Linked DNA regions of Homo sapiens: region 1 is linked to region 2. Evidence: read pairs that join two places in POLR2A ChIA-PET (ENCODE). Cell type or tissue: PC-9. All regions are shown on one strand. Links, peaks and the distances in the headings refer to the core of each region. The heading gives the core; the rest is flanking DNA. Region 1 overlaps IGSF3 (immunoglobulin superfamily member 3). Region 2 has its middle 40 kb from the start of CD2.

What was found. ChIA-PET counts read pairs that join two places held together with the same protein. Peaks named below come from ENCODE experiments on the same cell type or tissue, not always from the same donor. Only the 100,000 strongest peaks of a DNase experiment are listed, where the experiment ranks them.
Region 1: POLR2A ChIA-PET joins it to region 2 with 16 read pairs; 3 of 35 experiments call an interaction of 5 or more read pairs at or near these places.

What each region holds. Positions count from the first base shown.
Region 1 is chr1:116,577,268-116,593,666 of GRCh38, reverse strand. It overlaps IGSF3 (immunoglobulin superfamily member 3), which reads left to right. Exons shown (of 11, transcript NM_001007237.3): 8 at 4,563-4,973; 9 at 8,615-9,022; 10 at 13,790-14,275; 11 at 16,105-16,399. The coding sequence ends at 16,355. It overlaps LOC105378924 (a long non-coding RNA gene), which reads right to left and starts at 516. Exons shown (of 3, transcript XR_947737.3): 1 at 357-516. In PC-9, for the core only: no CTCF peak of the experiment used is centred there; DNase peaks (open chromatin) are centred at 4,136, 6,656 and 7,606; H3K27ac peaks cover 2,276 bases.
Region 2 is chr1:116,785,985-116,802,383 of GRCh38, reverse strand. No RefSeq gene overlaps it. Among named protein-coding and RNA genes, the nearest start is that of CD2, 40 kb to the right of the region's middle. In PC-9, for the core only: no CTCF peak of the experiment used is centred there; no DNase peak of the experiment used is centred there.

The DNA of each region.
Region 1 (16,399 bases), core at 3,131-11,130, 210 kb after region 2:
CTGAGAAAGAGATCATTGAGGGCCCAAATAGGGAATGGTCATGTGGAGAGAGCAGGGAGCCAAGGGGTGTTAAGGACAGAGGGACTCAGGGGTAGTAACAGTTTGACTGGCAGGCGCCTGTGCCACTGGCTTCCCATGCAGCTCACCCTGCATTCTTTCCTTGTCTCTCATCTGACTTGCTTCTCTCCACTTGAAACATCTCCTGCCGCAGCCACTGGCCGCCTCTATCTCTAGCATTACTGTCTGTTGTCTTTAATAAAGAGCAGTGTCTTCCTCCCTCAGTGCCCATCTCTTTGCACGTGCCACTCTGGCTGCTGCTCACAGCACTGCACAGAAACCACCTTCTCCAGACTTACCGGCAACCACCTCAGCAGCACGGCTGTTGCTTCTCAAACTTGAATGTGCATCAGAATCAATTGGAGGGCTCATGAGACTGCAGGTTGCTGAGCCTTACTCGCAGTTTTTCTGACTTAGCAGGGGCTGGCAGATTCCCAGGTGATGCTGATCTGCAGATCCATGGCGTGCACCCTGAGGGCCACAGGTGGTCAGGATCAAGTACAAGCTGCAGGCCCCTTGCAGTGTGGCCGAAGCTTACCTTTCTAACCTCATCCACTACACCTGAGCACTTGCTCCTCCTTGAATAGAGTGCACAGGGTAGTTGTCATCTTTTTCCTCTTGTCCCCTCTCTCTGGCGTGCCCTTTGATTCTCCTTCTCTGCTTGTTTCTCAGGGCCTAGCTCAGGGGCCATATACCTTTTGAAATGTTCTCTTTTCTATCAAAATCAGAATTGCCCCTCCTTTTGAAAAGTAACCACATTTATTCAACCATTCATTGATTAGTTTAACAATGATTGGGTCAGAGTCCCTGCCCTGCATATGCTTAGAATTTTGTAAGAAAGAGAAGATTTTAAGAATTACCTTCGTTGTAAGGCAGCAGTAACACAGCTATAGTAGAGCGTAAGGGAATCCTTTATTGAAGAAATAAATGAGTTTTGAGTGAGAAGAGCACGCACAGAGTGGAATCCGAAGGGAGGGTAGGCTGGCTGAGAAAGCTGCTGCTGGTCTCCGCTGCGAAGTTCTTCCCTCTTCCTGATGTCTCACCTTGAAACCACCCTATCCTGGCCTGTAACAAACACAACAGCCTCTCCTACCATACAAAACACAGATCTTCCAAGTTTTAATCACAAGCCTGGGAAGGAAACTCTCCAGTTGCAGAAAGAAAGGGCCACTCCCTCAAAGCAGGGCCTGGCCTCTGGGGGCTGCTGTGAAGGCAGCTGCTGGCGTGAGCTGGAGCAACTCTCGGACCCTCTTCCTGTCTCTTGCTGGATTCTTTCTTCCTCCTGCCAATTCACTGTTGGGGGTTAACCAAGCCTCACTCTTTTCTTTCACGTCTGCATTTATGGCCTCTCAAAGCCCATTCACTCACACGGCCAAGTCCAGGGTTTCTCAGGCTTGAAGCTACTTGTGAATCACCTGGGGATCTTGTTAAAGTGCAGATTCTGACTTACTGGGTCTGGGGTGGGGCCTGAGAGTCTGCATTTCTAACAAGCTCCCAGTGCTGCTGGTCCGAGAACAGCACTTTGAGCAGGAAGATTGCCACTTATGCTTGACAACTCCCATTCTAAGTGTTGAACTTTGAACTTGGGACAAGGCACAGAAACCAAAAAGGAATGAGAATAGCTAAAATTCACTGGGTGTTTGTTATATCCCAGGTTCTGTGCTAAACTCTTTTTATAGACCATTGCTTTTAGTCTGCACAAAACTCCTAATGGAGATAGAGACATTGTTCTTATTTTGCAGATGAAAACACCTGTGGTCTCTAAGTGGGCAGGGCTCTCCTAGCTCTGTGGAGGAAGGTGGTGCACGCAAGCTGTACACCGCCCAGGGCAGGGCTCTGGCAGGACATGGGAGGGCTCCCTAATTATATGTGGAGATTCCAGTCTCCCCTGTGCCTCAGGAAAGGTCCTACCTGCCCTGGAGATGTGGGAGGAAATCCAGAGCATAGAATAGGAGCTGACCCCTTGCCCACCTGTCAGACGTGCACCAAATTTAAAAAATGCCTCTCTTTCAAGCTTCTCAACACTTCACAATATTTTGACATGGGAAGGAAAAAAAATGGAAATGCTTTGAAACATTTCTCTTCCTTGAATTCATGTTCTCAGACCATGTGACTGAATAGAAGTTTAGTCATAGGATTCCAGTTTAACATATGCAGTTACTATAGCAATTGAGGTTTCCTTAGTAACAGTTGCAAAAATAATCCGGCCCCAATTAATAATACATTTTAAAGCTCTTTCTACTCCATGCTGAACAACCCAGTTTTTTTGGCCAAGAACCAGATAATTCAGGTGGTGTCATTTGCACTGATATAGATATCATTTGCATGCGGTGAATTGGGTTGGAAAGGAATGAAAAGGGAGCCGGTTGTTTCAAGTATTATAGGAATCCAATCTGAAAAGTCGACTGGCAAGCGAATGCAAATCTAGTTTCCAGAGCTTGGGAGCTTAATGGTAAACCCTGTCCTGGATTCCTAGTGTGCCCTAGAGGACTTTCTGCATTTGAAGAAGGGAGAAGGCAGAAGATTGGACTTGCTAACAAAAAAGATGAACCCGGGAGGGTGGGGCCGTGGCACACAGGATTTCTCTCTAAGTGGTGCCTGGTGTGTTCTTGATGGCGTGAGAAGGTCTGTGGGTTTGTGAATTCAACAAGTCTTCCTGGAGAGAATGTCCGATTTACTGCGGGAGATGCTCCGCAGTGTTGCTCAGTCATGGCATTGGGAATTGGACTTTGCCACACCTTGGCTTGCTAAATCCTTCCATCCATTCAGAACATTTGTCTGTGTGTTACAGGGAGACCAAGTGGCAGTCTGTGGCTTTCACAAGTTTTGGTTCTGTGATGCATGGGACTCAATCAACCCTTGATGCTGCCAAACCAAGCTTAAGCCAGCTGGCAGGCCAGGGTCATGACCAGTGGGCTGGGTCCTGGGTCTGGATGCAGTTCCTGGGGTTGAGCTGGACTAAAGAGACAAGAGTCTGACCAGTAGAGTGCTGGAGCCTGGCCAGGCATCCCTGCCCTGCCCCTGCCCCTGCCCTCCACACAAGCTCGGTTGGAGGAGGCCTAGGTTGCTGTCCCTGGGTGGAATCTGCACCTTGCCCCTGCTTTCTTTCTCAGCTGGGAAGTGGTTTGGTCCCTGTGGCGGAAAAACTAAGTGTGAAGAGAGTGGTGGAGGTGGAACAATTCTTGTACTATTAGTTCCCTAAGAGGAACTTAGAATTGTTTTTTTGTTTTTTTTTTTTCATTTTTAGTAGCGGGAAAGGCTTGGGTAGGGGAATGCAGAGCCGAGGTTAATGATGATGGGGTGGGTGAGATCTCAAATCACCTTCCTAAGATGGATTTCATTAGACCTTGGCTTCTTGCCACTGGCAAGGTGAACATCGTCATTAATTAGCTGCTGGGGAGGCGCTCCACAGGCTGCCCTCTTGTCTGTTTTTGGAGCAGGACAGTGAGGAGAAGGGAGGATTGTAGTTGGCTTTGCCTTGTCCCGTGGTTTACTGTCTTCTCAGCCTTCTCTCTCACTCCCCCAGAGGAAGCCCCCTCTCCCCCCGCCCGCAGCATCCTCTAATTACCTGTTGCCGTGTTTCTCCAACGTGCTCTCATTCGCTCACCCACTCGTTCACCTATTTCAGCAAACACTGATCAAATGCTTTCCTGGCCCAGGTGCTGTGCTAGGCTCTGGGGGTGCAGCGATAAGAATGTCCGCTAGGCAGTCCACCCCATGAGGGCTGGGACTCCGGCTTACTCTTCAGGGCATCCCCAGCACTTAGCATCCTGTGGGAAACCGAGTGGGCACTCCGTAAATACTGGCTGATTGAGTGGAAGGAGTTTGATCCCTGCCCTGGGGGAGCTCACCATCTAGGATATGGGAGAGAGATGTGAGGACACACAGCCCAGAGATATATAGAGGGTGCTGAGGAAGGGTATGGAGCCCAGGGGGACGGGAATGAGGGATAAGTGGAGAGAAGGGTCAGGGTGGGAGGTGGCAGAAGGAGACAGGCAGAGAGGACAGCAAGGGCAAAGGCCAGGGCTCAGGGAAACTGCACCAGGGGCATGCGCCTGTGGAGGGTGCCTGAGGGTGAGTCGTGAGAGATGAGTCAGGACACTTGGGTGAAGGCCAGATCCTGAAGGGACTTTGTGCTGTGAAAAGGAATTGTTTCTCTCTGGCCCGTAGGTAGTTCAGAGCCATTAAACTTTTCAAGCAGAGACCTGATATAGCTAGATTTGTATTTCAGCAGGATCACCCTTGGAGGCCCTGTGATGGTGGGCTGTGCAGGCAGTGGATAGGGGAGAGATGGTGAAGGCCTAAGCCAGGCGCATGGCAAGGAGGAGACAGGGAAGGATGTTTAGCGGTGGCCTGGGCTCCGTGCTGCCTTCCTCACACTGAAGCCAGTCGGTGTTAAATCCCCCAGGAACTGTGCTGGAGGAAACCTGGCTCAGAGCCTGGAGGTGGATGGGCCACGTTTCTGGGAGTCTGTGGTGATTCCTGTGTTCCCCTTTCCTTTGCAGTGACAAAGCTGCAGGTGAGCAAATCGAAGAGGACCCTCACCCTGGTGGAAAACAAGCCCATTCAGTTGAACTGCTCAGTCAAGTCTCAGACTAGCCAGAACTCCCACTTTGCGGTGCTCTGGTATGTCCACAAGCCCTCGGATGCCGATGGCAAGCTTATCCTGAAGACCACCCACAACTCCGCCTTTGAATACGGTACTTACGCCGAGGAGGAGGGCCTGAGAGCCAGGCTCCAGTTTGAGAGGCATGTGTCGGGGGGCCTGTTCAGCCTCACCGTCCAGAGAGCCGAGGTCAGCGACAGCGGCAGCTACTACTGCCACGTGGAGGAGTGGCTGCTGAGCCCCAACTACGCCTGGTACAAGCTGGCAGAGGAGGTTTCTGGGCGCACAGAAGTCACTGTGAAACAGCCAGGTAAGGCCGCAGGGCACGGCTGTCCTGGGCCAGTGGGTTTAGTGCAGAGACTGCCTGGGGGTGGGTGGGGATCTGTGGGGCTGGTGTGGAGAGACTGTCTGCAAGGTGCATGCTGAGTATGGGTGCAGGTACACGGACCATCACCCTAGCACACTGCAATCCCATCCATTTTACCTGCAGTGGGTCCTGATGCTGACGGCAGACTCATGGAAGCATCCTTGACTCTGCTTCTGTGGATACCATCTTCACCAAGGAGCAGGGCAGCTGTGGTTAGCAAAATGTGGCAAGGCAGGGTTCATGGCAGCTCCTGAATCTTCTTCTGGGTTTGCAGTTTGCACCCTGAATCTTGGGCTGACACCAGCTCCACACCCAGAGTTCCTACCTAGAAGGCATTTTCTGGTTTTATGCATCTGCATCCCCCTTCTTCCTTAGCTCCCAGCCCGCCCAGACAAGCCTTTCCTATCTCCAAACTGAATCATTCCTCCTCTGGCCCTTCCTTGATCCCATGGTGTAGCCCTTATTCCTCTCCCTCACAGGTGGCACTCAACCTCTGCCAGAATGCTTCCAGGGAGGGAGAGCTATTCAGTCCGCAAGCCTCAGTTCCATTTTTGGGCAGCTCTGATTGTTAAAAAGTTCACTTTCCTGTAATTTCCCTTTTTAGATCTGCCCCTGGAACAACCAAAGAGAAGTCTGCGTCATTTCCTTTCAAATACATGAAATGTATGCCCCTTCTCTGTTAAAGATCTCTAGTCCTTTCAACTTCTCACATAGTGTAGCCTGAAGGGCCTCTCCACCCCTCATTCTCACATCCCTGCAATTCGTTGTTGTCACTGCCTGTCCTTCTTGATGGGCCATGGGGGGTGCTGTGTTGCCACCCAGAGCCTCATCTCCGTGCCTTCGCTTGTGCTGCCCTCATTGTCTGAAATGTGTTTTTCCTGCTGCTTCTCCCTTGTCTTCACTCCATCCCTAAGACTTCATTCAGCACCACCTCCAAGAAGCCTACCCTGATTTCTCCCATACCAGTAGGGGTCCCTTCTAAAACACATAGCCTAATAATGGTTTGCATTTCTTCTGTACTACTCTGTAAGCATGTTGAGGACAGGGCTGTGTCTTATATCTTCAGCCACTGGCATGGTACTTTTAGTAAATATTGGTTGAATAAGGAATAAATGGTTGCTTTCCTTGATCACCCTAAGGCCTTTGTACTTATTGTTCTGTCAGCCTGGAACATGTTGGCCATAGATATTCATTTGTCTTGCTCTTCCGTGAAGGGGGATTCCTAGCTCATTTTAACTTAAATGTAGCCCCCTCATCACTCTAGATTTCCTTTCCCCGGCCCTTTCACAACACATATCACCACCTGACATTCTGTTAATTTACTTATTCATATATAAGTAATTATGAAGTATTTACTTATAATTGACTTATCAGTTACTATGTCTTATTATTTTTATACTAGAATACATATATATATACACACACACACATTTGTTTTCTATCTCTTCTACTAGAATTGAAGCCTCCTGAGTAAGCATAGGGACTTGGTTTTCTTCACTATTGCTTGTCTCCTAAGGAGGCCTATTCAGTAAGCCAGTGGAACCCGATACCAAACTCCACATGTGGCCTGTGCCCTGCTGAATGCAGTGAGTCTGTTCCCCTCCTTTGCCTGAGGTTATTATATTTCCAGAGATTCTCACTGGCCTCTCGGTGGCATTTTCTGCTAACCTCTGCTGGTGCATTAAACAGGAAGCTCTGGTCTGAAGTGATTCCCATTGGCATTTTCGGTGACATATGTCCTGACTTCAGGCCAGTCCCTGGGGCTTTTGAACATTGAAGGTTGTCATTAGGCCCACCAGTGTTCTTTTGGTTCCTATTTTTCATCTGTTTTCAGTTCTGATTATTTTCTCTACTGAAAGAACATGATCACCCCCACCACTCTGCATTTCCACTCTAGTCATCACCATTTTTTCCTTTCCTCATTTGTACTGAAACCAAGAGATTCTTGGAGGATCCTAAATTTATTGAGGGGATTTCCCTCTCTGAGACTACAATCAAGCTAAGTGGGACAGTGCGGAAGGACTAGAAGGACCCCCCTCAACACATTTAGTGAAGTCTCTGTTACAGTGAACTTTAACACCGTAAACATGGAACTCAGAGGACACCGAGTAAAACAGCTTTCCTCGTTTCTTTCTTTGTGTTGTTTTCTTTCTTCTTTTTTCTCTGCTTCTAGTTCTTTCCTTTTCCCTGCTGAGAAAGCCTACACTTACAGAGCTTTTGGAAAATACATACACACACACACACACAAAAATCCCCCCCAAAAAAACAAAACTCAACAAAGAAAATAACCTTTCAACCCTGAGACAACCAGAGTCAATATCTTCTTTTACATATGTATTTTTTGGATGGGGAGGGAGAAAGGGAGAATGGTTATTTAAAATATATTTTGTTATTTTATATTTTCTGACTTTTTAATTACAAAAGTAATCATGAATGTTGTAAAACATTCAGGCAGTATTGAAGTGTGTAGAAAGTAATGAGTGAAAGTGCCCAACCTCCCCTCCTCTGATGTCACTCAGAAGTCTCATTCCTGAGGTGCTATTGTGCATTCATAGTGTCACAGCTTCTAGATACCTCTGGTCCTGATAGACTCATTTGGGCCCTTGTGAAATTACAAGCATGCCATCGGGGCATGCTGTCATTAAAGACATTTTTCTACTGGAGGAGACTCTGCTTGGCTGAGTTTTCAAAGCACCCAGTTCCATCAGTAGCAATCTTTTCTTTTTCTTTTTCTTTTTCTTTTTTTTGAGACAGTCTCACTCTGTTGCACAGGCTGGAGTGTGCAATGGCACGATCTTAGCTCACTGCAACCTTCACCTCCCGAGTAGCTGGGATTACAGGCGCACACCACCACACCTGGCTAATTTTTGTATTTTTAGTAGAGATGGGGTTTCATTGTGTTGGCCAGGCTGGTCTCAAACTCCTGGCCTCAAGCGATCCACCCACCTCGGCGTCCCAAAGTGCTGGGATTACAGGCGTGAGCCACCTTGTCTGGCAGTCTTTTCTTTACTGATGTCATATCAGTTCCATTCCCAACCTGAGAAGGAACCTGTGTGGGTTTTTGTAAGGATGTTGGACTACAATTCGTAGGGCTAACACATGAACAGATTAAACTGGCTTTCCCCTGCAGTTCTTTTGTAGTTGGTGGCCCAGCATTTTCTAGCCACCATATGATCAGTTTTAAAAGTTTACTCTTGCTTTTCAGAGGTTTCTCACCATCCCCTTCCCCCGCCCTTCCCAGCCACCTGCCCCGGCCAGCGACATGTTTTGTGGTCCGTTGTCATTTGGATGTGCAGTCTCTACAGCTTGTGCTTGTCCTCCTGTGAGCATCAGAACTGATGAGGGCTACGACTTTGGGACAGCTGTTATTGTAACATTGAGCTCCTTGAAACCCAGGCATTCCGACACACGATCAAGGAACTCAGAATGTTTAGGGAGCCACATCTGAGAAACGTTTCTCCTAATGGAGTGTGTGCTGCCGTCCTTCTGTATTTGGAAGGCATCCATTCACCTACCCTGGGAAAGGGTGCGTACGAATTGCTTGTTGTCCTTTTGTCGCTGACGTCTCTTCCTTACTGTTCCAGACAGCCGCCTGAGGCTCAGCCAAGCCCAGGGGAACCTGTCGGTTCTGGAGACCCGGCAGGTACAGCTGGAGTGTGTGGTTCTCAACCGCACCAGCATAACCTCCCAGCTCATGGTGGAATGGTTTGTATGGAAGCCCAACCACCCTGAGCGGGAGACTGTGGCCCGCTTGAGCCGTGACGCCACCTTCCACTATGGAGAGCAGGCAGCCAAGAACAATCTGAAGGGGCGGCTGCATTTGGAGAGTCCTTCCCCCGGCGTGTACCGTCTCTTCATCCAGAACGTGGCTGTGCAGGACAGCGGGACCTACAGCTGCCATGTGGAGGAGTGGCTGCCCAGCCCCAGTGGCATGTGGTATAAGCGGGCAGAGGACACCGCTGGGCAGACAGCTCTGACAGTCATGCGACCAGGTGAGGGTCCACGTCCCCAAGCTTCCACTCCCTCTGGTGTTTCCCATTTAAGTATACTGTTTTATGCACTGGATAAAATTAGTTTATTAATAAATTATTTGCAGTTAAATATATGAGTGTCTACATGTATATGCATTTATATTCAAAATTGCCTGAATTTTTTTTCTTGTGAATGGAAAATTGCACGTCTGGCTTTGGCCTAAGGTGATTTGATTTCTTAAATAGAATAAAATCTGGCCATTAATTATTCCAGGTCATAGAATATTTCCTTTTTCCAGATTTGGAACAAAGGGCAGATATGACAAAAATCTTGAAACAATAACCATGTTGTTGAGAAAATTCAGCTTGTGGATTTTCAGTGGAAAGTAATCGATTTACATGCTTTAAATAGAAAACAATGAATTGTGTGCAGCCTTCACTCTGTCACTTCCCAATACTTTTTTTTTTTTGAAACGGAGTCTCACTCTGTCACCCAGGCTGGAGTGCAGAGTGCAGTGGTGCGATCTCGGCTCACTGCAACCTCCGCCTCCCAGATTCAAGTGATTCTCCTGCCTCAGTCTCCCAAGTAGCTGGGACTACAGGCTCATGCCACCACACCCGGCTAATTTGTGTATTTTTAGTAGAGACGGGGTTTCATCATGTTGGCCAAGCTGGTCTCGATCTCCTGACCTCGTGACCCCCACCACCGCCTCGGCTTTTCAAAGTGGTGGGATTACAGGTGTGAGCTACTGTGCCTGGTCCCAATAATTTTATTAGTACTAATAACTATTCTGTGTGGCCTTTTGTTTTTCTTGTCTTTATTGCTGTTTCTAAATATCTAAATGCATGTAATTACTAGGTATAATTGTTGTTGCACATTTAAACACATAATCAAAGCTACGATGTGCAGGATTCCCATGTCCTTTGCAACATCACAGCATCATCCATTCATATTAGAATGAAAAGTCGATGGTTCCTGTAAGGACCTGGAGGAGAAGTGAATTCGTGACCCCATCAGTATCTTGTTTGTTTTCTGAGCATCCTGACATTCACATTTGTGGCCTTGGGCACTACTGGAAGTTTTCACCATGTCTTCATGTCTGAGTAGAGCAGCTCATTTCGTTGGTGGAATATTGCATCTCCAGGGTGGTGCCAGGTCTCTTATGTCATGGAACATGCTTCAGGGAGGCACTGCAGCCTTGGTTATAGGAAATGGGCAGTATCTCACTCGCCTGTGTCTTGCCTAAACTGCAGGGAACATTGCCTCCACTTTGAGTTAACTCCTATTTTTCCGTGAGCTTTTACTTATTTATATTTTTTGCTTTTTACCTTGCCTAGAAATGGCTGCATGTCTTTTCCCGAAGGTGAAATTGTAGAGAATGGCAGCTGAGTGCCCCCACTCCCTCAACTCCCTCCCATTCTGCAGGTCAGCACACTGAGGCTCCCAGATGGAGTGGGAGGAGACAGATGTTTATTGAGTACAGCTACATCCCAGCCACAGTTAGGAGACTTATGTTCAGTCTTCACAATAACTCTGAGTGGTAGGTTTTACTCATGAGGGACCAAAGCATGGAGCGAATCACCACCCAGCCAGCAGGTGCAGGCAGAGTGACCACCCAGGCTTCCCTCCTGCCACACTGTGTGCTTCCAACATGGACCTGAACCGTTAGCCTTGTGTCTGCCTCCTGTTCAACCCTGTGAGCAAGCCTGGATCAATCTGCCTTCCCGTCCCTTTGTCCATCTGTCCCTGATTGCATAAGTTGATTGTACTAATTACAAAACATTGGAAAACAGAAAAGTATAATTTTGAAAAGAAAGGTTAGCCATAATCTCACGGCCTACAAATATCTACTATTAATAATTTGGTGTATATTTTTTGGTCTTTGCCTCATGTCTTCATATTTCCTCTGTCTGTAAACAAACTCAGGATCTTACTGTTTTATGTGATCTTTTTTCCCACTCAACTTTCTTTTATGAGCGTTTTCCCATGTCTGTGAAAGCATTTCATAGCCACCATTTTTACTGGTTTCATAACATTCATTGTGCAGACGTACTTCAAAGATTTTTTTCGGAGGGATACGTTAAACACATGGAAGACTTGAAATAATATAGCTCTAAAAGTATTGTTAGGAAAATAATCACCTTCCACTGCTGAGAGTTGACATTCACAATAATCTGAAATACATGGAATGAAGGGCTCCCATCCTCACTAAGATTGCAGATGAGTCGATTAGTAGTTGTGTTGGGCTCACACAACTGGGGAAGGGAGAAAACCACAATCATCACACACAGGCCAGGAATTGGCGGTCACAGTGAGATCCAGGGGAGCTGTTAGTGTCACGCAGACAGCAGGGGCAGAGGTCGGCATCTTTCCATGGCTTATACTTGGAAAAGAAGAGAGTATTTAAGTCCAAACAGGGAGGAGGGTTGGCATATTCTAGAAGGGGGCAGATTCAGGGAACTAAATTGGTAGAGAAACATGTTAAGGGGAGAGAGATTGTGGGAAGGTGGAAATTAATTTCTGTCGAAAAACTTGTATTGAGTCATTTATGCAGACAAGGCATTTGAAGGGGCCAAGAAAAATGTTAAGCGGTTAGAAGACAAGAAAGCAAAGGGAGATTGAAGAGGGAGGAGGTGTTTCTGAGGAGCTCAACTGATGGTCTCTGGCCATCTTGCCCCTGGCCATGATAAGTTCCACTGCACATCGCCCAGGGCCACCTCCCTTGACACCTTAGCCAGTCACCAGGAGCGTGGGGATACTATGTTAGACTCTGGAGGAGAAAAGCATGGGGTGGGGGGCTCCCCTTGGTCTCTAGTAGGGCTCTCTAATGGCCTTGGAGTTACAACTGAGGAGTTGAGTGAGTTTGAGTTACCTGTGAACTGATTGAATAGTCCCCACCCGGCCATATTCTGTTCTCAAGCATGTTCTTGTCCCTGAGAGAGCTGGGCCTGCCACCTGTAGCTGGTTACTGAGCCCTCCTGTGCCAGCAGTGCACACTGAGATTCCAGATGGGTGCAGGAGGTGGGTGCAGAGGGGCTTGGCAGAGCCCCCACAAGAGCAATGGGAAGCCCAGCCTTGTGTTAACCTGTGAGCGACATGTTCACCTGTGAGCGACACTAAGCCAATTCATTGAAAGCCCAGGACAATACTTGGAAAGTGCTCCTATTTGGTCTTCATCCAAGTAGGATCTGATTTGGTATCTCTACTTCAGTTTACATTACATTGGCACCTTTCATGAACATTTCATAAGCAGAGCCAAAGGGAGGCCTTTTAGGAGTTAGGGAGTGAATTATTTGTTTAGAACATATTACAGTGAGCCAAAAAAAAAAAAAAAAAAAAAAAAAGACAGCAAAACAGATTCAAGTCTGTTGGCATCTGTGAGATGTGACTCACCTGCTTGGGGTCCCTCTCTGTGGTTACTCTGTGTCTCCCGCCTAAGCAGGGAGGACACTTTGCGTACATCCTCCTGAGACATCTGTGCTCACAGGGAAGGGCCCTTTCAGCCTTGTCGTCTGTTATCTGGCTTTAATCCTTGGAGAGATACTGATCTCCTTGGGTTCTCTGTGTTTTAGGCAATAAGCTACATGCACACAGTTTAAATTTAAGTTACTGCATGGGTGTTTTAAATTCCCAGGGCTACCATAACAAATTAGTATAAACTTGATTGTTTAAAACAAAAGAAATTTATTCTCTTACAGTTCTGCAGGCCAGAAGTCCAAAGTCAGGATGTCATCATAGCCATGCTCCCCATGAAGGCTCTAGGGAAGAATGCTTCCTGGCCTTTGCCAGTTCCTTGTGGCCACAGACATTCCCTGGTTGTGGCTGCTTCACTCCTGTTTGGGCCTCCATCATCATATGGCCACTTTCTCTCTGTCTTCTCTCCTGTGCTCATAAGGACACTAGTTATCTTAGTCTGCTCAGTTGCCATAACAAAATACTATAGACTGGGTGGCTTAAACAACATAAATGTATTTTCCTACAGTCCTAGAGGCTGGAAGTCTGAGGTCAGGGCACCAGCATGGCTAAGTTCTGGTAAGAGCTCTTCTGGCCCGCAGACGGCGCCTTCTTGCTGTGTCCTTGAATAGTCTTTCCTCGGTGCATGCACCTGGAGAGAGATCTCTCTTCTTCTTCTTATAAGACACCAATCTTACTGGATTAGGGTCTCACTCAGCCTTATGACCTCATTTAACTTTAATTACCTCCTAAAAGTCCTACCTCCAAATGTAGTCACATCGTGGGTTATGAATTCAGCATATTAATTTGGAGGGGGACCAATTCAGTTCATAGCACCAGCCACTGGATTTAGGGCCCACCCCAATCCAGCAAGACCTCCTCTTTGCTAATTACGTCTGCAAAGTTGCTATTTCCAAATAATCACATTCTGAGGTTCCAGGTGGACATGCATTTTGGAGGGACACTATTCAGCCACTACAAGGGGTTACAGTGAAAATAAACACCTCTTCCCCCCGGGATTCCCATAAGGAACCACACTACCAGCTTCTTATGAATTCTTCCACAGATATTTTATGCAGATATAAACAGATATGTATGTCAAAATAAAATATGTTTTCTGCATACAATGACATGGACAGTAACATTGTTCTGTACTCTTAACAATTTTTCTTGGATCAACTTCCACCTGTAGCACTGCCTATGCCTTTTCAATAGGTGCATAATATCTTATAGTATGGATGTTACTATCATGTGTTTAATGATGGACATTTAGTTTATTTTGAGCAAATAAATTTAAACAACCCCTTCCCTGTTTGTCCCTTGTCATTCCCCAGATGCTTCCCTGCAGGTGGACACAGTGGTCCCCAATGCCACGGTCTCTGAGAAGGCAGCTTTCCAGCTGGACTGTAGCATCGTGTCCCGCTCCAGCCAGGACTCCCGCTTCGCTGTGGCCTGGTATTCCCTGAGGACTAAAGCTGGGGGGAAAAGGAGCAGCCCTGGCCTGGAAGAACAGGAAGAGGAAAGGGAGGAGGAGGAGGAGGAGGACGACGACGACGACGACGACCCAACAGAGCGGACGGCCCTGCTGAGCGTGGGCCCAGATGCTGTCTTTGGCCCAGAGGGCAGTCCTTGGGAGGGCAGGCTTCGCTTCCAGAGGCTCTCCCCGGTGCTCTACCGGCTCACAGTGCTGCAGGCAAGCCCCCAAGATACAGGCAATTACTCCTGCCATGTGGAGGAGTGGCTGCCCAGCCCTCAGAAGGAATGGTACCGGCTGACGGAGGAGGAGTCAGCCCCCATCGGCATCCGTGTTCTAGATACAAGTGAGTTTCCCAAGTACAGAGGGAGGATGTCACTGTTGGTTCCAACTGTGTCTGGAAGATAAATTTGAGCTTGATTATGGGTTAATAAACAGTTTTCTTAACTGTCATGGGCATTTATTAGTAGGATTTGAGATATGGTGGGATTGGACATATTAGTTCATATAATTGACCCTTGATTACCCATGCAAAAATAGGGATAGAAATTAAAGTGATAACATACCATATAATCTTTATAATAAACTCGATGTTCTACCAGATTCAATTTTAGTAATATTTCATTATACTAGTATATTGTTAGGTGTTACTTTGTTATTTTTTAGAATATTGGAACTAGTCTTTAGCGAATTAGCAAGCGTTTCAGACTCACAAGGGAAAGGGAAAAAAATGAAGGCTGACTACCTCACTGTCATTATTTCTTTTTGTCCAGTTTCTGCGTTATTGTTATTTTGGAGGGTGCCTTGGAGGTTGAGGTGGATCTTGTATGGTTGGGAGGACCAGCCTAGAAGGGCTGTGATATTAGAGGAGAGCTGAGAGGGGATGGATTTGCAGCTGCCCAGAATGCAGTTTCCATGATCCTGAGGGACTTCCACTATGAACAGAGACTGGGGGAAGTATTGCTGGCCTGAATTATTTGTTGTAACAATGCACTCTTGGTTGGCTTGCCATCAAAATGTGGACTACATTAGACTAAAAATGGTGTTATAGTAGAATTAGCCTAGAATACAGAAAGAAAAAAAAGATTGCTGGAATTTTTAACTTCTTTTTAGTCAAAACATTTTTCAACATCATCTTGATTTGAGTTTTTAAAGTTTGGGCCACTATTTTTTTGCCTTGATCACCCCGTGCTCACATTGTGTTAGAACCATATGAAATTGGAGTTTTGCAGGTCAACAATGGTGGACTATCAGCAGTTTCATACACTTTGGAAATTGAATAACAGGCAGATTAAATGTTCTTAATAATACTGATGAGCAACAGCTATTCAGTAAAAGGGAAAGCAGGCTGCATCATACATAGACCACCCTGTGATCCACTGAATAACCCACTGCCTCAAAGCGAAAACAAAGCAGTCTAGGCAACATTTTACCTGTCCATTGTGGATGTCCCTAATTATTAAGCTTCATCGAGCACAGAGGTCACCCAGCAGCCTTATTTTACAGAGAAAACAGGGGCTCCCAGAGGCTAGGCTCCTGCCAAGGTCTAATGACTTATAGAGCAGCCCTCAACCTGTCTTGGGGCGCCTGGTTTATTCTCTTCCATATCCAGCTATAACTAATACTGTGTTCTTTGTGGCCACGGACACACTGTGGACGTTTGTAAGTGGTCCATAATGACATTTAATTGATAACATTAATCAGGTAAGTGTCATTTCTGGTAAAACTGCTCTCAGAAGCTGGCAGGAAGGGATTGTGTCATAATCCCAGAGAAGGAAGTCTGTAGCAGAACTAAGTGCAAAGGGGCATGTAAAATCCAACCATGCAGGAGGCTCCGACTGAACCAGAGCAGCTTCTTCACCATTCTAGATGCAGTTGAGTTCACAATCAATAAATTATGTTTCATTATGTGGCTTTCCAAGCAGCAATAATGGCTCTCAATGGAAAACAGAAGCATTGCTTTGTTGGAACATACAGCCGTAAATTAGGAGAGGTGTTGCGAGAAAAAGAATATAAGGGTCATCTTCCACCATTAATGGTAGCAGGGGAAAGACAAGGTGGTGTGGGAGTGTCACCGAGGAGCTTCCACTGGGTCAGGTGAGGTCTTCAAAAGGAAATGTGAGCAGTCCAGGTTCTCAGCCCTCATTGTCTTGTCTCTCTCATGATTCTTTTCAGGTCCCACCCTCCAGTCCATCATCTGCTCCAACGACGCACTCTTCTACTTCGTCTTCTTCTACCCTTTCCCCATCTTTGGCATTCTTATCATCACCATCCTTCTGGTGCGTTTCAAGAGCCGGAACTCCAGCAAGAACTCTGATGGGAAGAATGGGGTGCCTCTGCTGTGGATCAAAGAGCCACACCTCAACTACTCCCCTACTTGCCTGGAGCCCCCTGTTCTCAGTATCCATCCAGGGGCCATAGACTAAGCGGGTGATGCCCCAGCGGATGTTGGCCACGGAGGAGCTGAGGC
Region 2 (16,399 bases), core at 3,938-11,937:
TTAGAACATTTCCAAAGGATGTCTACAGCTTCAGAGTCAGCTCTTCACTAAGTTTTCCAGCTTCAGTTTCATTTTGGTATCATTTCACTACCATTTTTGTGAAGATTTTGCCTTTCAGAGGAGTTTTGACATATTTTATTCAGCATTTCTAAATGTCTTACAGTGGGATATTTTCTCAGGCTCTTTTGTTCATGATATTGCCCAAAACAGAAATCTCCTATGTGCTAAACAAATTGAACACAGAAAAATAAAATGGATTGATGTAGCACCATGGCACCTGGTATAGTGGAGTTCTGTCAGGCTTTGTGGCCACCCTGCATTGTTTCAACATCTTATGTTTGGGCCTCTTCCCACATTACGGACTTGCACTTTCCAAGTCGGAAGTCAGGATTCATTTCTCCAGATTCCAGTGCAGATGTAGGGGGCAGGCATGCCTCCTAGACTCTGCCCATCGGGTGGACCAAGTACATTAGAGCTGATGTATCCAAGCCTTATATTGATAAGACTTACATTTGGAAAGAAGCAACAGGAAGAGCAGGAACACATGGGACCCATGTTTTGGCAGACAGAGTGACAGTGTGTCTGCTTTTCTAGAGAGCAGAGGCAGAGATTCTGATGTACAGTGCCCAGCATCACCAGTGGGCTCTGCAGTGCTGCTCTGTGTGGTCTTTGCAGATTCAGTCCTATGATGAGTGATACACTTGACTGTGTAGCTTCCAGTCCTGACCTTCTGGACTTCCCAGGGAGTGTGTGATACCTAACATCCCATAGTATAGTCTCTTTCTGCTTAACCTAGCTAAGCAGGTGACTGTGTTTTCAATTATGGACTCTGACTGATAGCCTGTGGATATAGCAATGTACAGAGGTTTAATTATGACAATTAATTCCACACACTACATGCAGAAATCAGTATCATTATATATAGCCCCAGCTCACTGAAATCTGTGTGCTAATAAGGAGGTTTACAAACTCAGATTACTGAATAAATTTGGTATTATATTTAGAACAGGAAAATAATTTAGGATTCAAAAATATACGTTTCTTATCAACAATTTTGTGTGTGTGTGTGTGTGTGTGTGTGTGTGTGTGTGTGTTTCGGGTTTGGTTTGATCTCATCTGTGGTTTAGTTAAAATAAGAAATGAATATTTGGTTCCAGTTGGGATTTTATGTAAGTTCCTGCCAATGTTATTATTACAAAGGTATAAAGAGGTCAGCATTGTAGAGATAAATAATCACACTGATTTTCCACATGATATCCCATGATGCCCATGATACATAAAGACAACACATCTCATTTCCATTCCCATTTCACCTCTGCTCCCTCTGCTTGGAATTTCCTCCCCTTATGTCTCCACGAACTTAAGATTACGGCTGTCCTTTAAAGCTCCCTTTTAATGCCACTTCCTCCATCAAACCTATCTTTCATCAAAGCAGAAAGAATTAACATCTCTTTACTCTGGACTTGCAAAGCACTTCATGGGTTCTACTTAATATTTCTGTGTATGTCTGGAACTTGAGCACCACCCTCTTCTTGTGGAAGGTGGTACAGTCGAACGAGAGTGCCCCTCCAGTTGTTGATCAGTCGGCTCCCAGAGTGGCTCTCTTCATTTCCTAGGCTCTGTCATCCAGGACTGTGCTGGTGAAGGAAGGTGGGAGGTGGGGTGGAGTGGGAAGACGATCTGATCCACGTCTTCTCAGGTCAAACACACAACCAGAATCATGAAGAATATAAAAACAGCTCTTCATTTCTGCTGATCATCCAAAGCCTTCTAATCCAAATGCTTATGATCCCAGTGGTTAGTCTACTTTGTCTTTTAATTTGCTCAAGGGCACAGGCCTTGGGATCTGCCACAGAGCAACAGCTTTGAGTGGCAGGGCCCCTTCCCTGGATCTTCCTCCTCTTCCCTCCCACTACACTTATTTTAATCCTTTCTCTCCATAGCACCCACCCGAAGTCCTGATTCTTCTTGTGTCTAAACGTCGTCAGGACACCTTATCAATTACTTTCTGTTTCAACTCTTTCTCCTCTTGAAATGTGAGGTGGAGAGGAGAACTTTGGGTGCTGAAGTAGAAGAAAGGAGAAGTCCCAGGAGACTGACCATCACTTGGAATATTTAAAATTATCATAAGATCTCTCAGAAAGCAGATGTTAACCTCCTACTGATGTATCTCCTGTTATCTTATGAGAAAAGGCTGGACCTTTCCAAGACCTAGGTGTCACAACCAAAAAACCCTTCCTCTATTATTGTAGCCTTGTGAGATTTACTCTTTGGAAAGAGGAAAGGATGGTGAGCAAGAAGGAAAAAAACTCATCCTTCCATATATCACCTCTCTGGCTAGAAATTAAGCATTTTGAGAGAATGAGCTGTTTTGTACACATTTCTTAGTTCTTTGCCACAGTAGATCAACATGTATTTATTTAGTGGACAGACAAACTATAGAGGGAATCTAGCAGGAAAAATTTCATGTTCTGATGTTTGGCAGTGTATATCTGATGTCTTAGACATCAGTCCCCTGTTGTCTAGGACTTTTTTTTTTTTTTTTTTTTTTTTGAGATGGAGTCTCGCTCTGTCGCCCAGGCTGGAGTGCAGTGGCGTGATCTTGGCTCACTGCAACCTCTGCCTCCCAGGTTCACACCATTCTCCTGCCTCAGCTTCCTGAGTAGCTCAGACCACAGGCACCCGCCACCAAGCCCGGCCAATTTTTTGTATTTTTTGTAGAGACGGGGTTTCACTGTGTTAGCCAGGATGGTCTCCATCTCCTGACCTTGTGATCCACCCACCTTGGCTGGGATTACAGGCATGAGCCACCATGCCCGGCCGTCTAGGACTTTTTTTTAAGCACAGGCAAGTTCTGGCATGTCATAAATCATCAAGAACTTTACACCCACCTAAGGCACCCACTATTGTTGCCTAACAGGACACAGAAGGCCCACAACCTTTATTTGTCTGCTGCAACCCAGCAGGGCCACCCCTGGTAAGGGTGTGAAGTAAGGAAGTTTGGTCTTGGCCCTCGGGCTCCTCTGTTTGGTCCTCCAATCCCCAGGAATCTCCCCTCCCCATCTTCCCCAGTCAGCACTTTCCTATGCTCTAATATTTTTGCAAAACAGGAAAAGGTCTCATATCATATATATTTTGACTGAAATTGCTCTAGGTAAAATAACTAAATGATTCAATAAATTGTAGGTGCTTTCTTTGAGACACTGAAAAAGAGTGACAGCCTAGATGAAAGGAGATTCTAGGGCCACAGGGCTTTCTCTGAGAATGTGGAAATCGCACTGGATGCAGGAGATTCAACAGAAACTGCTTCATAAGCCCACCCAAGGCTCCCAATGCAGAGACACTGTCCCTGGTTTTCCTGCTCAGGCAACAGCAGCAGCAGGGCTGTCTGGCACATGATGGTAATGATGTGGGAAAACCTCTGCAGCTTTTGGGAGTGTTTGCCTCTAGGACTCTCAGTGGGGCTTGGAGTTTAACAACTGCTTGTGGGTGTTCAGAGTTAAATACCATTGCACTTGTCACTCATGCCCTTGTTTACCCCCAAGGCTGATAAGACTTGGGAAATCAATGTGTGTGTACACCTTAAATGAATGGTGAGTTTTCAAGGCCAGCTAGCCTAATTTTCATCCTTCTGTTTTTATTTTTTTTTATTTATTTATTTTTTTTTTTTGAGACGGAGTCTTGCTCTGTCACCCAGGCTGGAGTGCAGTGGCTTGGTCTCAGCTCACTGCAACCTCTGCCTCCTTGGTTCAAGCAATTCTCCTGCCTCAGCCTCCCAAGTAGCTGGGACTACAGGTGCATGCCACTGCACCTGGTTAATTTTTGTATTTTTAATAGAGACGGGGTTTCGCCATGCTGGACAGGCTGGTCTTGAACTCCTGATCTCAGTTGATCCACCCCCCTAGGCCTCTGAATGTGCTGGAATTACAGGCATGAGCCACCATGCCCAGCCTCATAATTTTCACCCTTCTAAAGCCAGTGCCTAACACAGTGCCTGGCACCATAGATATTTGCAGTAAAAAATGACTGAAGGAATGTATGGATGAATGAATGAGTAAATAAATAGCACATCTTAGATTTTTCTGGTCCCCTGAAAGAAGAAGTAAACAAACAAAAAATAAAGTTGAGGGGGAAGGAGGCAAGATAGCTAATGAAGAGGGCTGAAAAATTTCCTGAACACTCTAAGTGATTTTATGTGCTCATTCATGCCAACAAAAATTCAGAATTGCCTCCTACAGCCCTCTTTTCCCACATTTCAAGGTCTGGTGGTATTCGTGTGGTCCTAGGGCTTTCTCTGCACCACCTCTGTGTGTTCTGTGAGGAGGCTTTATTCCCTGGAAGCCAGCTGGGAGTGGAAGCAGATCTTAGTGAAAGATGAACACTAACTCTCTCTAATCCCATTGCAGCCCTTCCGCCATTATACATTTACTGACCAATGTCTATGGGACAGAAAGCAAATGAGTTTCTCAAAGAGCCAATAGTCTGACTCATATATGTAGCAGATCCAAGGTAGTCTTCATGATTCATGAAGATCAGGATGGATCCTAGTAAGTACAGTGAAGTGGGGGAGGCGGAGGACACATGGAATGGAAATGCAGGGGACTCGCATCTGGAATGGATTTTATAACCGTACTGTATCTAGAGAATGTACACACCCAACATAACAATACCAGTTAAGTCTCCACCTGGCCCCCTACACTGGAGTCCATTCACCAGCCTTCTCTGACTTTCTGTGCCTCAGGAAGTTGACCCCTATGGGCTGAAACACCTGCACTCCCTGACCACCTGACTTCCAGTTGGGTTGGCCAATGGGAGGCGCCAACAAGGAGGAAAGAGAAGTTGGAGTTTTCCCACACCCTTTCCTGCTCTTGTGCTCTATCTTGACTGCAGCTGTTTTTCCATGGCTGCTGCTCTCTCCAGGGGACCCCTTCTCTACAGCTGCAGCTCTCATTGGACCCCTTGTCCCTTCTGGTCTAGGAGAGCAACAGCTTCCTGCAGTTCCTAGCCTCTAGGTGCCTCAACATCCCTATTGGCTTCCTTGACCTTGCCTACACTTCCTAAGTGGTCCCTCTATTGAAGTCTCTAGTTGAGCCATCTGAGTGACATCCTGCTTCCTGCCAGTTAACCGACTGGTAGAGAGGTGAACATACAGAAGTCATGTGAAGAGTCATTTTCCACTAAAAACAAGTTCTTACATCGTACTCGTTTTTTGTTATTCAACAAGATGTTCCTGACTTTTCAAAACCTTTCTGCCCAACTTGTTTCCATGAGCTTGTTTCATGGCAGCACCAGTGCTGACATCACATAGCACATGCCTGCCTCACGGTGGATGTTCTGAGAGCTCCTGCCAGCTCAGGGGGCTCAGATCCCTGGGCTGAAGGTACAATAATTGCATTGTGCAGGGGTCCAAGCCAGGTGCTCCCACATCTCAGGGCAGCACACAGAAGAGATGGCTTATTATTAATTCCCAGCCCTTCTCAGAGCTCCAGGTTGCACTCCAGGACCAGCCACAAGCATAGTACGATTTGGGGTGCAAAGAGACGGGTTCTCTGACTGTCCTTGGCATTTTCTTTACATACTTGCTGAAATTCCTAGAAGCCACTAGATTTTTTTTTCATAAGGTTCACATGGCCTAGCAAGGGAAAGCATCAGTGTTGATGGGGCTCAGGACATGCTAGTCCAAAATATTCTAAGCTGAAGGAATTTGAGAAAACAGCATGTGCAGGAAAGTCTCTCTAACCTTCCCCAATCTTCTCCATAAAACGTAGGAAGGATTTTCTCACCTTCCCCTGAAGCAGGTCATAAAACCTTCACATGAGAGGTGAACGGTTCCCTCCCTACACCCAGGGGAAAGGAGCATCCTTGTCCCTGGAGACACAGGGACATGGAGGGGAATCTGAACAACAAGGCTTGCTAAGTTTTCCCCAGTTTTGTCACCATTAATAGTTCCCTTTTGTCCTCCTCTCATATTTCTCCACGATTGTCCGTGCTTCATCAAACCTAGCATGAAAATATTCAGGCTTACCTGTTTCCTCATTTCCTGATGAGGGCTCCTGTGTCATGTAAAATTTATGTTAAATACATTGTTTTTGACCTTTCTTTTTTTTTAATCTGTTTTTTGTTACAGGGGCCTCAGCCATGAATCTAAGTTGGGTCAAGAAAAAGATATTTTTCCTCCCTTACAGTATGAGTGTGTGTGACTGCCTTTTCAGTGAGGGTGTAAATGGTGGTATCTGATCCTGCCCTGTAAGGAAGTGGGAGCACATATGGCTCTGAGACCCTGCCAGGTGGAAAGCACATAGAGGAAAGAAAGCTCCCTTTGAGGAATGGTCCCTGTGAAGACTTCCCCTTAAGAGAAGTTACCCCTGAGGAGAATTACTCCTGAGGAGTGCTCCCTCTGAGGAGAGACTCTGTCAAAAAAGAAAAAAAAAGAAAAAAAAAAAAGAAGAAGAACTTGACGTGTGAAGCATGCAGGAGCTGTGCTGAGTACAACATCCATGTGTCTTGTTTCGGTGGCTATCTTGGGTCTCAGTCCACCTGGAACAATGGACGGGTTGTTGACTAGCTGCCTTGCGGTAATCTCAAGGAGTGCTCCTCCTAAGGAGTGTTCCCCCCTGAGGAATGCTCCCCCTGAGGAGTGCTCCCCTGAGGAGTGTTTCCCTTGAGGAGAGTTACCCCTAAGAGTGTTCCCTCTGAGGAGAGTTCCCCTGAGATGTGCTCCCGCTGAGGAGTGCTCCCCTGAGAAGTGCCCCTGAGAAGTGCTTCCCTGAAGGGTATTCCCTCTGAGGAGAGGTCCCCCTGAGAAGTGTTTCCCCTGAGGAGTGCTCCCCCAAGGAGTGCTCCCACTGATCAAGACTCCGTTAGCCTTTCCAGCACAGATTCTCCTCTGAGCTCCAGGTTGAGGAAAGAGTCCCTTCTCTGGAAGGGGGGACTTTCTGGCTTTAAAAAGGACAGATTTCTCTTCTAACATCTAGGCAGCTCTTGGAGGCTACTAGTGGAGGGCTCCATGGGATTGACAGCTACTTAGGAGGGCACCAGGCCAGCTGCCCTGCATGCCACAGCCTCATTTCCTCTGCTATGGGGCTCTAAGGCCCAGTATATTCTGAGCAGGGCTGGCCACAGGCAGAGCTGTGTACGGGGTGGGTTGCCCCAACTCCCTTCCCCACATTAATCTCCTGCCCCTTTCTACCATTTCTATGCCTTCAGCACCCTTGCCAAAATGCTCTTCCTTCCATACAAAAAGGGCTGCACTCAGCTTTATTCATAATAACCAATTCTTAAAAGCAACCAAGATATCCTTCAGTAGGTGAATGTGTAACCGAGCACGGGTCTGGCTGCTTTGCCACTTGCAAGGTCCAATGACAAGAGTGAGATATGGTAGAAAGAAAGTGACTTTATTAACCAAAACTAGTAAAGCAGAAGTGAAAGTGACCAGATCCCCATCCAAAGTAATCACTTTAAATTTCTGGGGAGAAAACAAGAGTTTAAAAAAGGGAACTTGGCCAGGCATAGAGGCTCATGCCTGTAGTCCCAGCACTTTGGGAGGCCGAGGAGGGCAGATCACAAGGTCAAGAAATCAAGACCATCCTGGCCAACATGATGAAACCCCTCTCTACTAAAAATAAAAAAATTAGCTGGGTGTGGTGGCGCTTGCTTGTAACCCCAGCTACTCGGGAGGCTGAGGCAGGAGAATCACTTGAACCCAGGAGGTGGAGGCTGCAGTGAACCAACATCACGCCACTGCACTCCAGCCTGGCGACAGAACAAATTCTGTAAAAAAAAAAAAAAAAAAAATAAGAGGAACTTGACATGTGAAGCATGCAGGAGTTGTGCTGAGTACAAGATCCATGTGTCTTGTTTGGTTGCTATCTTGGGTCTCAGTCCACCTGGAACAATGGCCGGGTTGTTGACTAGCTGCCTTGAGGTAATCTCTGGAATTTTGCAGCTGGGTCTCCAGGCTTGGTCTTTCTGTCTCAAGATTAGCCCTTGGAAGGCAGCTTTTGATAATTTTTAGATCATACTATATTAAATCCCTGTGTATTCCATAAAAAAAAGATTAGCCCCTGGAACTTCTAAGTAAGAACATATTTAGATACTAGCATACAGTTAGATAAATGCAAAAGGAGTATATGGTGGGAAAGGGTGGGACATAGAGTCTACCTTAAGCTTACAGGAAAAGGCTTCTGCAGTTTGCTTCAAGGTTGTATTTAAAGACTAGGGAGAAAAGAGAAAGGGGACATTTAAAAAAAATGCATTTTGAAGTTAAGCTATTTGGTTACAAATGGATAAATAAACTATAGTAACATCCAGACAATGGAATATTATTCAATGTTAAAAACAAATGAGCCACCGCACCATGAAAAGACATGGAGAAATATTAAATCCGTATTACTAAGCAAAAGAAGCTAATATGAAAAAGTTACATACCATATGACATTCTGGAAAAGGCTAAACTATGGAGAAGTCGAAAAGATCAGTGGTTACCTGAGGTTAGGGGGAAGGAGGGATGAACAGGCAGAGCACAGAGGATTTTCAGGGCAGTGAAACTACTCTGTATGGTCTAATAGTGGATACATCTCATTATGTATTTGTCCAAACCCACAGAATGCACATAAAGAGTGAACCCTAATGTAAACTTTGGATGACAATGATGTGTCAGTGTGGGTTCATCATTGTAACGAATGTACCACTCTGGTGGGGGATGTGGATAATTCAGGAGGCTATGACTTTATGAAGGAAGTGGGTACATAGGAAATCTCTGTATCTTCCTCTCAATTTTGCTGTGAACCTAAAACTGCTCTAAAAAATAAAGTTGTTGTTGTTGTTGTTTTTAAGCTGCACTCTTCTGTGATGATTTGCATTTTAACAGTATTCAAACTCTTAAACCAGAGGTGAGCAGCCTTCTTTGCATACCATTTATTTTCCATGAAATGAAAATGCAAGGAAAACAACATAGATTCTCAAGACTTGGAATACTTGCTTTACTGAATAAAAGAAATGTCAATGAGGAAACTGTCATGGCTTTTTAGTCACTAACAAGTTAGTATCTGGACATTCATCCTGAAAATCATTCACCAGTCTGGTGGTTCTTCCATGTAGATCTCAGTCCTCAAGTTGCTCATCACTGCTTCATGCTGAAAAACATAATGTTTTTGTTTGTTTGTTTGTTTGTTCGTGACAGGGTCTGGCTCTGTTACTCAGGCCGGAGTGTGGTGGTATAATCATGGCTCACTGCAACCTCTGCCTCCTTGGCTCAAGCAATCCTCCCACCTCAGCCTCCTGAGTAGCTGGGACCACAGGTACATGCCACTACGCCCGTCTAATATTTTTGCATTTTTAGTAGAGATGGGGTTTCACCATGTTGCCCAGGCTGGTCTTGAACTCCTGGACTCAAGTGATCTGCCCTCCTCAGTCTCCCAAAGTGCTGGGATTACAGGCATGAGCCACGGCATCCAACGCAACATGAAGCTTTAATAGTGGCATTTCGGCTGGGCGCGGTGGCTCACGCCTCAGCACTTTGGGAGGCCGAGGCAGGCGGATCATGAGGTCAGGATATCGAGACCATCCTTGCTAACACGGTGAAACCCCATCTCTACTAAAAATACAAAAAAAAAAAAAAAAATTAGCCTGGTGTTGTGGCGGGCACCTGTAGTCCCAGCTACTCGGGAGGCTGAGGCAGGAGAATGGCGTGAACCTGGGAAGCGGAGCTTGCAGTGAGTCAAGATCGCGCCACTGCACTCCAGCCTGGGTGACAGAGCAAGACTCTGTCTCAAAAAAAAAAAAAAAATAGTGGAATTTCAGGCCAGGCACAGTAGCTCATGCCTGTAATCCCAGCACTTTGGGAGGCTGAGGTGGGCAGTTCAGGAGGTCACGAGATCGAGACCTTCCTGGCTAACACGGTGAAACCCCATCTCTACTAAAAATACAAAAATTAGCCAGATGTGGTGGTGTGCGCCTATAATGCCAGCTACTCAGGAGGCTGAGGCAGGAAAATCACTTGAACCCAGGAGGCAGAGGTTACAGTGAGCCGAGATCGCGCCACTGCACTCCAGACTGGGTGGCAGAGCGAGACTCCATCTAAAAATAATAATAATAATAATAAATAAATAAATAGTGGAATTTCAGTTATCAGCCAGTGGTATGGAGCCACTTAGGGGGCAGCAGGATTTACTAATCTCTCAGAAATCACACCAGTGGGCTCTCCTTGGACCTGGTCCTGAGACACAGATCTTTGTGAAGCATAGATGGAGATTTTCTTCCACATCCCTAACTAAAGCTTCTAAGAAAATCCTGCCCCTGAGAGGTAAGTGATATGACACACTGCTGACAAGTGCACTAGTCCCTAAGTAGCAGGAATTTCTGTTCTTTTGCTCCTCCTTGCTTTCTTAGAGAAATGTGTTTTTATGGTGTAACCAACAGTCACAGCTGAATCCCTTTATCAGCTCTGCAAGGGCAGGTGATGACACAGTGACCAATCTAGGTCACAGGCACCTTGTCTCTTCCTGTCCAGGTTTGCCTCTCCTAATGGACTTATTGGTGTGGGGTTCATTTATTCATTGGAACACTCACTGGGTCTGTAACAGTCTTACCTCAGGTAACTCTGGTGGCACTGGGCTATTGCTGATGTTAGTACTCTGTTTTATTTTTTTGTTGTTGTTGTTGTTTATTTATTTTGTTTTTGTATTTGTTTTTGTTTTTTTAGACAGTCTTGCTCTGTCATCCAGGCTGAAGTACAGTAGTATGATCTTGGCTCACTACAGCCTCAACCTCCCAGGCTCAAGTAGTCTTACCACCTCAGTCTCTCAAGTAGCTGGGACTAAAGGCATGGATGCACCACCATGCCCAGCTTATTTATTTATTTGTTTATTTTTTGTAGACACCAGGTCTCACTATGTTGCCTAGGCTGGTCTTGAACTCCTGGGCTCAAGTCATCCTCCTAGCCTGGCTTCCCAAAGTGTTGGGATTATAGGCATAAGCTACCACACCAATCTTAATGTTAGTACTATTTTTTTTTTAATTTCAGTTTATTTTGTTTATTTATTTATTTCTATAGGTTTTTGGGAAACAGGCAATATTTGGTTACATAAATAAATTCTTTAGTGGTGATTTCTGAGAATTTGGTGCACATATCACCCAAGCAGTGTACACCGCACCCAATGTGTAGTCTTTTATCCCTCACCCACCTCCCACGCTTTCCCCTGAGTCCCCAAAGTCCATTGTATTTTTCCTGTGCCTTTGTGTCCTCACAGCTCAGCTCCCACATATGAGCGAGAACATACAATGTTTGGTTTTCCATTCCTGAGTTATTTTACTTAGAATAATGGTCTCCAATTCCATCCAGGTTGCTACAAATGCCATTATTTCATTCCTTTTCATGGCTGAGCAGTATTCCATGGCATACATATATCTACTCGCTGATTGATGGGCATTTGGGCTGGTTCCATATTTTTGCAATTGCAAATTATGCTGCTATAAACATGTGTGTGCAAGTATCTTTTTTGTATAATGACTTATTTTCCTCTCAGCAGATACTCAGGAGTGGGACTGCTGAATCAAATGGTAGCTCTACCTTTAGTTCTTTAAGGAATCTCCACACTGTTCTCAATAGTGGTTGTACTAGTTTATACTCCCACCAACATTGTAAAAATGTCCCCTTTTCACTACATCTATGCCAACATCTATTACTTTTGGATTTTTTTATTATGGCCATTCTTGCAGGAGTGAGATGGTATCGCATTGTGGTTTTGATTTGCATGTCCCTGATAATTAGTGATATTGAGTACTTTTTCTTGTATTTGTTGGCCATTTGTATATCTTCTTTTGAGCATTGTCTATTCATGTCCTTAGCCCACTTTTTGATGGGATTGTTTTTTTCTTGCTGATTTGTTTAAGTTCCTTGTAGATTCTGGATATTAGTCCTTTGTTGGATATATAGATTGCAAAGATTTTCTCCTACTCTGTGGATTGTCTTTTTACTCTGCTGATTATTTCTGTTGCTGTGCAGAAGCTTTTTAGTTTAGTTAAGTCTCATCTGTTTATCTTTGTTTTTGTTGTGTTTGCTTTTGGGTTCTTGGTCATGAAGTCATTGCCTAAGCCAATATCTAGAAGAGTTTTTCCAACGTTACATTTTAGAACTTTTATGGTTTCAGGTCTTAGATTTAAGTCGTTGGTCCATCTTGAGTTGATTTTTGTATAAGATGAAAGATGAGGATCCAGTTTCATTCTTCTACATGTGGCTAGCCAATTATCACAGCATCATTTGTTGAATAGGGTGTCTTTTTCTCACTTTATGTTTTTGTTTCCTTTGTTGAAGATCAGTTGACTGTAAGTATTTGGCTTTATTTCTGAGTTCTCTATTCTGTTCCATTGGTCTATATGTCTGTTTTTATACCAGTGCCATGCTGTTTTGGTGACTATGGTCTCATAGTATAGTTTGAAGTCGGGTAATGTAATGCCTCCAGATTTGTTCTTTTTGCTTAGTCTTGCTTTGGCTATGAGTCTTTTTTGGGTCATGAATTTTAGGATTTTTTTTTCTAGTTCTGCAAAGAATGATGGTGGTATCTTGATGGGAATTGCATTGAATTTGTAGATTGCTTTTGGCAGTATGGCCATTTTCTTTTTTTCTTTCTTTTTCTTTTTTTTTTTTTTTTTTTTTGAGACAGAGTCTCGCTCTGTCACCCAGGCTGGAGTGCAGTGGCGTGATCTCGGCTCACTGCAAGCTCCGCCTCCCGGGTTCATGCCATTCTCCTGCCTCAGCCTCTGGAGTAGCTGGGACTACAGGCGCCCACCACCACGCCCGGCTAATTTTTTGTATTTTTAGCAGAAACAGGGTTTCACCATGTTAGCCAGGAGGGTCTCGATCTCCTGACCTCGTGATCTGCCCGCCTCGGCCTCCCAAAGTGCTGGGATTACAGGTGTGAGCCACCACGCCCAGCCCATGAGCCACCAAGCCCGGCTGGGTCTATGATTTCTTTAAGCATTGTTTTGTAGTTTTCCTTGTAGAGGTATTTTACCTCCTTGGTTAAGTATATTCCTAAGTATTTTTTTTTTCTTCAGTTATTGTAAAAGAGATTAAGTACTTGATTTGACTTTCAGCTTGGTCGCTGTTGGTGTATAACAGGGCTACTGAGTTGTGTACATTAATTTTGTATCCAGAAACTTTACTGAATTCATTCACCAGTTCTAGAAGCTTTTTGGATGAGTCTTTAGAATTTTCTAGGTATACGATCATGTCACAATCAAACAGTAACAGTTTGACTTCCTCTTTAACAATTTGAATGCCCTTTATTTCTTTCTCTGGTCTGATTGCTCTGGCTAGGACTTCCAGTACTATGTTGAATAGAAGTGGTAAATGTGGGCATCCTTGTCTTGTTCCAGTTCCCAGGGGAAATGCTTTCAACTTTTCTCCATTCAGTATAATGTTGGCTGTGGGTCTGTCATAGATGGTTTTTATTACCTTAAGGTGTATCCCTTCTATGCTGATTTTGCTGAGGGTTTTAATCATAAAGTGATGCTGGATTTTGTCAAATGCTTTTTCTGCATCTATTGAGATTATTGTGTGAATTTTGGTTTTAATTCTGTTTATATGGTATATTACATTTATTGACTTGTGGATGTTAAATCATCCCTGTGTCCCTGTATGAAACCCACTTGATCATGGTGGATCATCTTTTTGATAGGCTGTTGGATTAGGTTAGCTAGTATTTAGTTGAGAATTTTTGCATCTATGTTCATCAGGGATATTGGTCTGTAGTTTTCTTTTTTTGTTATATCCTTTCCTGGTTTTGATATTAGGGTGATAGTGGCTTCATAGGATGATTCAGAGAGGACTCCCTCTTTCTCCATCTTTTGGAGTAGTGTCAGTAGGCTTGGTAGCAATTCTTTGAAAGTCTGATATAATTCAGCCATGAACCGGTCTGGTCCTGGACTTTTTTTTGTTGGTAACTTTTTAATTACCATTTCAATCTCACTGCTTGTGTCTGTTCAGAGTTTCTATTTCTTCCTGATTTAATCTAGGAGGATTGTATATTTCCAGGAATTTATCCATCTCCTCTAGGTTTTCTAGTTTATGCATGTAAAAGTGTTCATAGTAGCCTTGAATAATCTTGTATTTCTGTGGTATCAGTCGTAATATCTCCTGTTTTGTTTCTAATTGAGCTTATTTGGATCTTCTCTCTTCTTTTCTTGGTTAATCTCACTAACGGCCTATCAATTCTATTTATCATTTCAAAGAACCAGATTTTGTTCTATTGATCTTTTGTATTATTTCTTGTTTCAATTTCATTTAGTTCTGCTCTGATCTAGATTATTACTTTTCCTCTACTGGGTTTGGATTTGTTTTGTTCTTGTTTCTCTAGCTCCTTGAGGTGTGACCTTAGATTGTCTATTTGTGCTCTTTCAGACTTTTTGATGTAGGCATTTAATACTATGAACTTTTCTCTTAGCACTACCTTTGCTGCATCCCACAGGTTTTTATAGGTTGTGTCACTATTATTATTCAGTTCAAAGAATTTTTTAATTTCCATCTTGGTTTCGTTGTTGACCCAATGATCATTCAGGAGCTGGTTATTTAATTTCCAAGTATTTGCATGGTTTTGAGGCTTCCTTTTGGAGTTGATTTCTGATTTTATTACACTCCAGTCTGAGAGAGTACTTGCTATAATTTCTTTTTTTTTTTTAATTTGTTGAGACTTGTTTTGTGGCCTTCCATATGGTCTATCTTGGAGAATGTTCCATGTGCTGATGAATAGAATGCATTATGATGAATAGAATATATTTTGGAGTTGTTGGGTAGAATGTTCTGTAAATAATCTCTTAAGTCCATGTGTTCTAGAGTATAGTTTAAGTCCATTGTTTCTTTGTTGACTTTCTGTCTTGATGACCTGTCTAGTGCTGTCAGTGGAGTACTGAAGTTCCCCACTACTATTGTGTTGCTGTCTATCTCATTTCTTAGGTCTAGAAGTAATTGTTTTATAAATTTGGGAGTTCCAGTGTCAGGTGCATACATATTTCGGATTGTGATATTCTCCTGTTGGACTAGTACTTTTATGATTACATAATGTCCCTCTTTTTCTTTTTTAACTGCTGTTGCTTTAAAGTTTGTTTGTTTGTTTGTTTGATATAAGAATAGCTACTCCTGCTTGCTTTTGGTGTCCATTTGCATGGAATATCTTTTTCCACCCCTTTACCTTAAGTTTATGTGAGTCCTTATGTGTCAGATGAGTCTCTTGAAGACAGCAGATACATGGCTGGTGAATTCTACATCATTCTGCCATTCCGTATTTTTTAAGTGGAACATTCAGGCCACTTACATTCAATGTTAATATTGAGATGTGAAGTACTATTCTCTTCATGGTGCTATTTGTTGCCTGAATACCTTGGTGTGTGTGTGTTGTTGTTGTATTATAGGTGCTGTGAGATTTATGCTTTAAGGAGGTTCTATTTTGGTGTACTTTGAAGATTTTTTTCAAGATTTAGAGCTCCTTTTAAGCAGTTCTTGTAGTGCTGGCTTGTTAGTGGTGAATTCTCTCAGCATTCGTTCATCTGAAAAAGACTGTATCTTTCCTTCATTTATGCAGCTTAGTTTCACTGGATACAAAATTCTTGGCTGATAATTGTTTTGTTTAAACAGGCTAGGAAGATAGGCTCCCAATCCCTTCTAGTTTGTAGGGTCTCTGCTAAGAAATCTGCTGTTAATCTGATAGGTTTTCTTTTATAGGTTACTTGATTCTTTCTTTTGCCTCACAGCTCTTAAGATTTTTTTCCTTCATCTTGACTTTAGATAACTTGATTACTATGTGCCTAGGCAATGATCTTTTTGTGAAGAATTTCCCAGGTGTTCTTTGAGCTTTTTGTATTTGGATGCTTAGATCTCTAGCAAGGCCAGAGAAGTTTTCATCAATTATTCCTCAAATATGTTTTCCAAACTTTTATATTTCTCTTCTTCCTCAGGAACACCAATTATTCTTAGGTTTGCACATTTAACATAATTCCAGACTTCTTGGAGGCTTTGTTCATTTTTTAAAAATTCTTCTTTTTTTTTTGGATTGGGTTAATTCAAAAGCCTTGTCTTTGAGCTCTGAAGTTCTTCCAGTTGTTTGATTCTATTGCTGAGACTTTCCAGTACATTTTGCAATTCTCTAAGTGTGTCCTTCATTTCCAGAAGCTGTGATTTTTTTTTATTTGTGCTATTTCACTGGAGATTTTCCACTCTTCTATATCTTTTTTTTTTTCCATATCTTTAAGTTGGACTTCACCTTTCTTTGATGCCTCCTTGATTGTCTAAATAGTCAACCTTCTGAATTCTTTTTTTGGCAATTCAGAGGTTTCGTCTTGGTTTGGATCCATTGCTGGTGAGCTGATATGATCTTTTGGCAGTGTTAAAGAACCTTGTTTTGTC